Regions from separate parts of the Homo sapiens genome. Here region 1 is linked to region 2. A link is an interaction called in ENCODE POLR2A ChIA-PET data of the cell type or tissue named here. Cell type or tissue: PC-9. All regions are shown on one strand. Links, peaks and the distances in the headings refer to the core of each region. The heading gives the core; the rest is flanking DNA. Region 1 overlaps KLHDC4 (kelch domain containing 4). Region 2 overlaps SLC7A5 (solute carrier family 7 member 5).

Evidence for each region. ChIA-PET counts read pairs that join two places held together with the same protein. Peaks named below come from ENCODE experiments on the same cell type or tissue, not always from the same donor. Only the 100,000 strongest peaks of a DNase experiment are listed, where the experiment ranks them.
Region 1: POLR2A ChIA-PET joins it to region 2 with 5 read pairs; 5 of 35 experiments call an interaction of 5 or more read pairs at or near these places.

Annotation. Positions count from the first base shown.
Region 1 is chr16:87,723,239-87,727,552 of GRCh38, forward strand. KLHDC4 (kelch domain containing 4) reads right to left here. Exons shown (of 12, transcript NM_017566.4): 7 at 3,527-3,686. Among named protein-coding and RNA genes, the nearest start is that of KLHDC4, 41 kb to the right of the region's middle. RefSeq lists enhancers at 1,257-2,456, 2,089-2,178. In PC-9, for the core only: no CTCF peak of the experiment used is centred there; no DNase peak of the experiment used is centred there.
Region 2 is chr16:87,858,251-87,862,627 of GRCh38, forward strand. The region is part of intron 1 of SLC7A5 (solute carrier family 7 member 5); the gene reads right to left. Among named protein-coding and RNA genes, the nearest start is that of MIR11401, 6.5 kb to the left of the region's middle. RefSeq lists enhancers at 2,255-3,012, 3,771-4,377. In PC-9, for the core only: no CTCF peak of the experiment used is centred there; a DNase peak (open chromatin) is centred at 2,491.

The DNA.
Region 1 (4,314 bases), core at 1-4,000, 140 kb before region 2:
TCGCTAATTCTGATAAATCTCTCATGAATCCAAACAGACAAGCTTTTCACTGCAATTCCAAATGCCACAGGCTCAGAGCCAAGAGCTACTGAACTAAGTGGATTGAGATCACCCACCGTCAGACTGAGGGCGGGTGCACGTGGCTGCAGACAGCAGCTGCTGAGAATGACACGCGACTCTGATGAAAGCGATACAGCTTAGCCGGTCTGGCTGTTCACCGTCCTGCTGCACTCTACGACACATCTGCTGGGAGAAAGCACTAGACCGGGGCATCCTGCCTGGCTTTCAGCCAAGTCAGCCTGTTCTCAGTGCCCTCCCACATGCCAGAATATCTAGACAAGCCTGACCGATGCCAGCCACTACTCCAGAAAATAGGGTGATTTTCTCTGTGCAGAACAAAAGATGACCAAGAAAAAAATCGGGTCATTCCGATCAACTCGGTACAATCTCTGACCAACTGCCATTAAAAGGCTGAAATCCTTTATTGCCAAGGCAGCAGAATGAACGTGGATCAGAATGGAGAAACAGACCTATGTTCCTGCAGGCATGTGATTTTCAACAAAGGTTCCTAAGGTATTCAATGGAGAATAAAAAGCCTTTTCTTTTTTCTTTTTTTTGAGATGAGTCTTGCTCTATTGCCCAGGCTGGAATGTAGCAGCACAATCTTGGCTCACTGCAACCTCCGCCTCCCGGGTTCAAGTGATTCTCCTATCTCAGCCTCCCGAGTAGCTGGGATTACAGGCACGCCCCACCACGCCTGGCTAATTTTTGTATTTTTCAGTAGACATGGGGTTTCACCATGTTGGCCAGGCTGATCTCGAACTCCTGACCTCGAGTGATCCGCCCGACTCAGCCTCCCAAAGTGCTGGGATTACAGGCGTGAGCCACTGTGCTCGGCCTAAAAAGCCTTTCCAACAGATGCTGCTGAGACAAGTGAGTATCTACATGGGGGAAACAGCCTCAACACTCACCTAATGCTGCTCTTGAGAATTAGTCCCGGGCAGATCACAGGGCTAACTGTGAAACCATATCATTTTTAGAGAAAAATAAAAGAAAATCTTTGTTACTGAAGCTAAACAAGGTCTTCCTGTATCACAGACCGCAATAATCACAAAAGAAAAACGTAATAAATTAGATTTTATCAAAAACTCAAAGCTTCTCATCAACAAACACTTCGGAAGGTGACCAGCCAAGCCACTACTGGGAGGGTATTTGTAATCCACACACCTGAAAAGAACTGGTGTCCAGAATGTCACCTTCTGCAACTCACTAACAAAAACTACAGCCCATTAAAAATAGCAGAAGACATGAACACACACTTCAGGAAAGACAAGCTCATGAAAAGCACTCAACACCAGCAGTCATGAGAGAAATGAGAATTAAAACCACGAGGTACCACACATCCACCAGAGCAGCTAAAAACAGAAAGACTGACGCCATTGGGGCTGGTATGAACAGGGGGCAACTGGAACTCCCCAACATTTCCAGCACAAGTGGAACCGGCCACTGCTTCGGGAAGAGAGCTGACCATTCCTTATTAAATAACACCCACACCCACACCCACCCCAGGGCCCAGCAGCTCCACTCCAGATATCTATTTACCCAAGAGAAACCAACACACGCAGCCACTCAAAAGATTATTATGGACGTGCTCATAGCAGCTTCAGTCACAGCTGCTTCCAAAGGCTGTGTCTTCTGAAGAACGGAAACAGCCCAGGTGTCCAACGAAAAACAGAACCACAAACTGTGGGACAGTCATATAATGGAACACTTCAGCACGAAGCAGCAATGAACAGAAACATGCAACACGTGGGTCTGAAAAGCTGAGGGAAAGAAGACTGGCCCCACACATCTGGGTGACTTGTTTAGCAGAAGCTCCAGGACAGGCAGATCTATTACGGTGGGAAAATCAGAGCAGCGTCACCTCTGGGCGGAGGGGAGGGTGGGCAGCGGGGCCGAGTGGGAAGGGCACGGCAGGATCAGGGTGTGAGTCACACGGTGCCCGCACTTGTAAAAATGTGTCCCCTCACTGTGGGTCAATGACGCATAGGAAATTACCACCGACTACAGGCGCCCGCCACCACGCCCGGCTAATTTTTTGTATTTTTAGTAGAGACGGGGTTTCACAGTGTTAGCCAGGATGGTCTCGATCTCTTGACCTCGTGAGCCGCCCGCCTCGGCCTCCCAAAGTGCTGGGATTACAGGCGTGAGCCACCGCGCCCAGCCTAAGCATAGCAAAATCTTAATAGCAGGATCTAGGAGGAGTATACAGGTGTTCCCCGTAAAATTCTTTCAAAAGTTAGCTGTGGTTGAAAATTTTCAAAATACAAAGGATTTTTTAAACCCCTACAGTGAGATACTACTTCATACCTCTCAGATTCACAGAAATGTAAAGGTTGGCAGAGTGTGAAATGGGAGTGAAGCAACAGGAACACTTGAGTTCCGAGGACAGAGCCTGTGCCAGCCGCCTCTGTGAAGCACACGCCCCACGAGCAGCAGGCACATGTGAGGAGCACACACTCCACGAGCAGATGCCAGTACACGTGCAGAGCACACGCCCCAAGAGCAGGAGGCTCCGGGGTGGGCGCGAGAACATTCCTGTCAGCACTGTTCTCAGGTTACCAAAGAAACAAGCCCGTTAACAGGAGCGAGGAGAATTTCATTCCACAGAGACTACTACACAGTAGTGAGCGTCCATGGTGCAGGAAGGAGACCCTCAGAACACAGAATCGCTCACACTGCACTGCTGACAGGGGTGTGGAGAACAGAACAGGGCCCTAACACGGCACCAAGTTCACAGAGGAGCCGATTAACACTATCTCTATTTCTAATTCTATACAAAGAACTGTTTATATTCAACCAATGAGTAATCCCATGTGAAAGCTTCAATGTTCATGAAACTGAAGAGACCACAGACAGCAGCGCCTATTTTCCCACGCCGCAACTCACCCGTCTCCCCACCCCGCGCCTCGCCCGTCTCCCCACGCCGCGCCTCGCCCGTCTCCCCACGCCGCGCCTCGGCCCGTCTCCCCACGCCGCGCCTCGCCCGTCTCCCCACGCCGCGCCTCGCCCGTCTCCCCACGCCGCGCCTCGCCCGTCTCCCCACGCCGCGCCTCGCCCGTCTCCCCACGCCGCGCCTCGCCCGTCTCCCCACGCCGCGCCTCGCCCGTCTCCCCACGCCGCGCCTCGCCCGTCTCCCCACGCCGCGCCTCGCCCGTCTCCCCACGCCGCGCCTCGCCCGTCTCCCCACCCCGCGCCTCGCCCGTCTCCCCACGCCGCGCCTCGCCCGTCTCCCCACGCCGCGCCTCGCCCGTCTCCCCACGCCGCGCCTCGCCCGTCTCCCCACGCCGCGCCTCGCCCGTCTCCCCACGCCGCGCCTCGCCCGTCTCCCCACGCCGCGCCTCGCCCGTCTCCCCACGCCGCGCCTCGCCCGTCTCCCCACCCCGCGCCTCGCCCGTCTCCCCACCCCGCGCCTCGCCTGTTTCCCGGTCCCACGCCTTGCCTGTTTCCCCACCCCCCGCCTTACCTGTTTCGAGTAGCCCCCATAGACGACGATGCCGCCCTGGGGAGTGACGGACATCTGGCAGCCTGATCTGGGTGTGGGCCCCGTCCCTGACGGGGACAGCTTGCTCCATGTGAAGGTGTCCAGATTAAAGGCATACACGTCGTTGTAGTAGATGTAATCCCTGGTTAGAAGAACAGCAGCTGTCAGGGTCCGTAACATTGGGAAAAGCCCTGACATTAAAAACTGAACTGATTTAAATTAAAGGTAAATTTCCTACTGTTTGGGGAAAAACTCAAACCATTTTTCTCCTCTGCTCTTACACCAACACAACAATCAACACAGAAACGTGGCCGCTTTCCCTGCAACGAGCCAGAGACGCCAGTCAGGTCTCCTCAAACTCAATCTTGACGCAATCTACCTGGAGACAGGGCAACATTTTCACCTGTTTAATTCAAGTTTGAATTGATATGAAAGGACCACAAGCACGTATGAGTTTGCATTTGAAAACCGGAAATAATGCTGGCCCACAGAGGCAGAGGAATTTAATCTGAAAGCCATACTGCGTTTTCTTACACAGTTAACACAATCAGAGACAATTCCATTAGGTTATTAGGTGTGCAACCGTAAGGGCAGCAGTGAATGGCGCCTCCAAAGGGATGATCAGAACGGAGGTGTGAGCAGCCTGGCAGCAAGGGTGGTAAGGCCCCACAGTGGACTGGAGGGGTGAGCGAGGGGACTGGGCGCTCCAGGGAAACTGAAGACCACAGAAGCCGACCCTCTGTGCCCGAAATCACAGCGCGGCAAGGAGG
Region 2 (4,377 bases), core at 241-4,240:
GCGAAATACCTCGCGGACGTGTCTTACGGCGCCCCATGAAAGCATCACCATTAATCTGACCAGTCACCGCAGCATGAGTATCTTCAGGGCACAGATGAAGCCGTGGGCACCAGTGATAAGGAGTTGCCACTGCTGGCTAAGTGCGGAGCCTCACACATCTGTGGTCCGGAAACCCACGCCCCACTCCAAACCCTCTACAGCTCCAACAGTTATGCTAACAAGAAAAAGGAGTGAAAACCCGCTCCAGTCACGGTATTGTGGAGGTGGAAGGACACTTGTGGCAGCCAATCCAACACCTCCATTTTATAGCCGGGGTAAACGTAGTTCAGAGAGGTTGTCCCACTTGGTGAAAGTCACACAGCAGTTCCTGGGCGGCAAAGTGAGGACATCCAGGTCTCCTAAATCTCACCCTCGTGCTCTGGCCACTTGACTGGGATTTTCAATCCCGGCTGTCAAAGAGAAGCACCAAGTCCACTTGGGCTCCTGGCCAGCGTCCAAGCCAGTCCAACTCAACAGCAAGCGGAAGCAAATACCACACAATGAACTCGTTGAACAGACTCTGCGCTCAGGCTTAACCAGTGCACAGCCTGTACACCCGACAGGAGGATGCAGCTGTTCCAAGCTAAGGCCAGGGCCTCTCCCCAATCCCGATGGGCTCTGCAGATGCAGTGATGGAAGAATCCCTGGTGACGGGGAGCCCTTAGCTCTGAGCAGGACCTGAAGCCATCTCAGGGCTTGCACCGGCCCAGATGCTGCTGCACAAGTGCTCCAGGGGCTCCTGCCCTGCCCTCCTCACCTGCCCCCTCACCTGTCAGGGATGTTTGATTCCTGGCTGGCCCCTCCCCTACCTGACCCCTGCCAAAGACCCACGTCACCCCAGGCTTCCAGCTCTGAAGCAAACGACCAGAGAAGTCAAGCGCCTGGCTCCGGGCCACACAGCTTGAGGGACTCAGAGCTCCAGGGACAGTGCCCGGGCCCTGCTCAGGCCTTCTGCAGAGGCCCTGGGCTCTTCCAGTTGACTCAGCTCACAAGGCCCCTACACGGTAGCAGGTGAAGACAGGGCCCCAAGAACCCTCAGGCTCTGAAGCCACACATGAGAGCCGTGGACAGAATCCTGCATTGGCCTCCAGCAGCTCGAGAGCACAGGGACAAAGCTGGACTGGCCCCGGGGTCACCATGGCCTTGGTTTTGTAGCAGCTGCAGTTTGAGCACGTACACCAAAAATAAAATTCTAAGCCCCGTAACTGACTAAAGGGACCCCTCCTATTGCCAAAGGGATATTCCAAAGTTAACCTGAAAAACGAGCTCAGGTCACGATGGGAAGAGGGGGTCACACAGGCCTTGTTATACCCCCTCCCTCTGGAATTCAGGTACAGCGGACCAGCACTAACACTCAAACACAGATCTTGGCCTGGCTCAGTGGCTCATGCCTGTAATCCCAGCACTTTGGGAGGCTGAGGTGGGCAGATCACGAGGTCAGGAGTTCGAGACCAGCCCGACCAACATGGAGAAACCCCATCTCTACTAAAAATACAAAATTAGCCAGGCATGGTGGCGGCAGGCACCTGCAATCCCAGCTACTTGCGAGGCTGAGGCAGGAGAATCGCTTGAACCGGGTTGCAGTGAGCTGAGATCATGCCACTGCACTCCAGCCTGGGTGACAAAAACAAAACAAAACAAAACAAAACAAAACACAATATTCGTCTCCACAACCTCCTGTCTTACCCAGATACTCCTTTCTATTGATACCAGGTCTTTAGCTAATAACTCTTTCAACCAATTGTGAATCAGAAAATCTTTTGCCAGGCACGGTGGCTCACACCTGTAATCCCAGCACTTTGGGAAGCCAAGGTGGGCGGATCACCTGAGATCAAGAGTTCGAAACCAGCCTGACCAACATGGTGAAACCCCCGTCTCTACTAAAAACACAAAATTAGCTGGGCATGGTGGTGCATGCCTGTAGTCCCAGCTACTCGGGAAGCTAAGGCAGGAGAATCACTTGAACCCAGGAGGCGGAGGTTGCAGTGAACTGAGATCATACCACTGCACTCCAGCCCGAGTAACAAAAGCATCTCAAAAAAAAAAAAAAATACACACACACACACACACACACACACACACACACACACACACACACACACACACACACATATATATATAAAGAAAAAGGAAATCTTCGAACCCACCTGTGACCAGGAAGCCCATCCCCGCCTTGGAGTTGTCCCGCCTTTCTCGGCAGAACCAACAAATACCTTTCATGTACTGACTGATGTCTGCCTGTAACTTCTGTCCTTGTAGGAGGTATGAACTCCAGCTGTGGCCCACCCCCTGGGGCACATGTCCTCAGGGCCTCCAGGCCTTGGTCCTCACATTTGACTCCGGATAAATCTCTTCAAACATTTTACAGAGTCTGGCTTTCTCGTTAACAAGCAGCTCACACATACAGTGTCTCAGTAGTGACAGATGCTGGCCCACCCCGAGGTCAGGATGACTCAGCAGGGATCGAGTTTGCGGGCGTCACGCTCCAAGGCCCAGAATAGGAGGTCGGTGCTCATTCCTCACGTAGTGGGCAAATCCTAGGGCAGGGGAGGGGCGGGCAATGCCAGAGAACGGTCCCCACCTGGGGTGGTCTGACGGCCAGGGATGCAGGGAGAGACGCCTCCCACACTCCCGGAGGCACGCACGTGCTGTGGCCACCCCGGAGGGTCCGCCTTCCAGAGGGAGAATTCAGGATTCGGCCAGTATCAGGGAAGGAGACGCTGTGGGGGGCCCTCCTGTTGGAAAAGGGCAGCAGCGGGAAGAGGGTGCTGCCACAGGGCCTCTGGGGAGCGTGCGGGCACACAGTACCAATCTGCATGCATACACGTGTCCTGTCCCTGCAGACGGGCCAGGCAAGGCCTGCCCATGGCCAGCTATCCAGGTGATGCTCCAGGGAGGGCCAGGCCTACTGGGGGGCAGAACCCTGTGGCTGTCCAGGGTACCTGGATGTGAGTCTGGGAAGGATGGAGAAGGGTGGAGGAGCGCAAAGGGCCCCTAGGGGATGCTGGGGAACACAGATGAGCCTCTGACCCACCTGTGTCCTTACCTGGGCCGACTGGGCCACCCAGTCTTGCTGACTGACACCTCCCCAGACCCCTGGCACCCACCAGACTCCCCAGGCGTGGCTTTGTGCTCCCCTATGCCTGATGACAAATGGTGGCCTCAGTGTAGAGGTGGGCACTGTGGCCCCTGGCTCCTGGCTCGCTCCTGCCTCAGTTTCCCCAGCTGTAAATTGGGGATTATCACTGGCTTCAAAGGCTGGAGTGCAAAGTGGTGGCCAAGAGGTGGCCAAGAGGTGCCAAGAGGTGGTCCAAGAGTGTGCCCTACCTTGGACACCCCTCTCCTGGGGGTGGCTCTCAACCTGGCCTGGGCCCCCGGGGGTCTGCGCAACCCACCCTTCTGTGTGAAGGCGGCTGATACACATTTCTGGGCAAGATTCTGCACATTCTGCTGGATTATGAAAGAGGTCTGTGACCCAAGAAAAAAGGGTCACAAGTGCCCGTTAGGCTCTCCTGTGTGGCTCAGGTCATGTGCTTCTGTGAGCTCCCCCTACGGCCTTGCCCCGAATCCCGTGATGCAGCGTGACCTGCCTAGGTGCCGGCGGCACTTTCATGTGCGGCTGGGAAAGTCAGATTTCAGCACTAATCACTGGCTGCCGCCTGCAATGAGCCCACGGCTTGAGCTCTGGGGCCCACCCAGCTCCTTAAACACGCAGAACCTTTGCCAGCTGAGCCAGGATCCCAGCTGTGGGGGGTTGGGGGTGGAGGGGTGCAGGGATCCCAAAACCCAACCCGGGGCCAGGTTTTACACAGGCCTGGACTGAGAAGTGGGGCTACAGGCTACAGGTGCTTGATACCCCAGGGGGGCCCTGGAACAGGCCTGGACTGAGAAGCGGGGCTACAGGTTACAGGTGCTGGATACCCCAGCGGTTGGGGGGGTGGTGCTGGACACCCAGGGGGCAGATAGAGGCAGCCAGGCAGCCTGAAGACCCTGGGGCAAAACACACACAGGCCCCCTCTGCTCTCTGGTCACTGCTAACTGGCCAACTGGCCTTTGAGTCCACTGACCACAGCTAAGCCCACAGCCATCAAAACCCACCCCTTACACCCTTCACCCTTTAGGGAGGGGCTCAGAGACAGTTGTGGCGATTCCTACTTCCACCCATAGCCCCCCGACCCTGGGCCTGTGCCGAGCGTGGGTGGGTGACATCATCTCGCACCCAGAGCTCCAGACTAAAGGAAACCCTGGCTCCTGTCTCTGGCTCTTCCCTCCCTCTCTTTGTTCCCTTGCTCCTTCCTTCTTTTGCCAGAGGAGAAGACAGTGAGGCTGAGGGCTGCT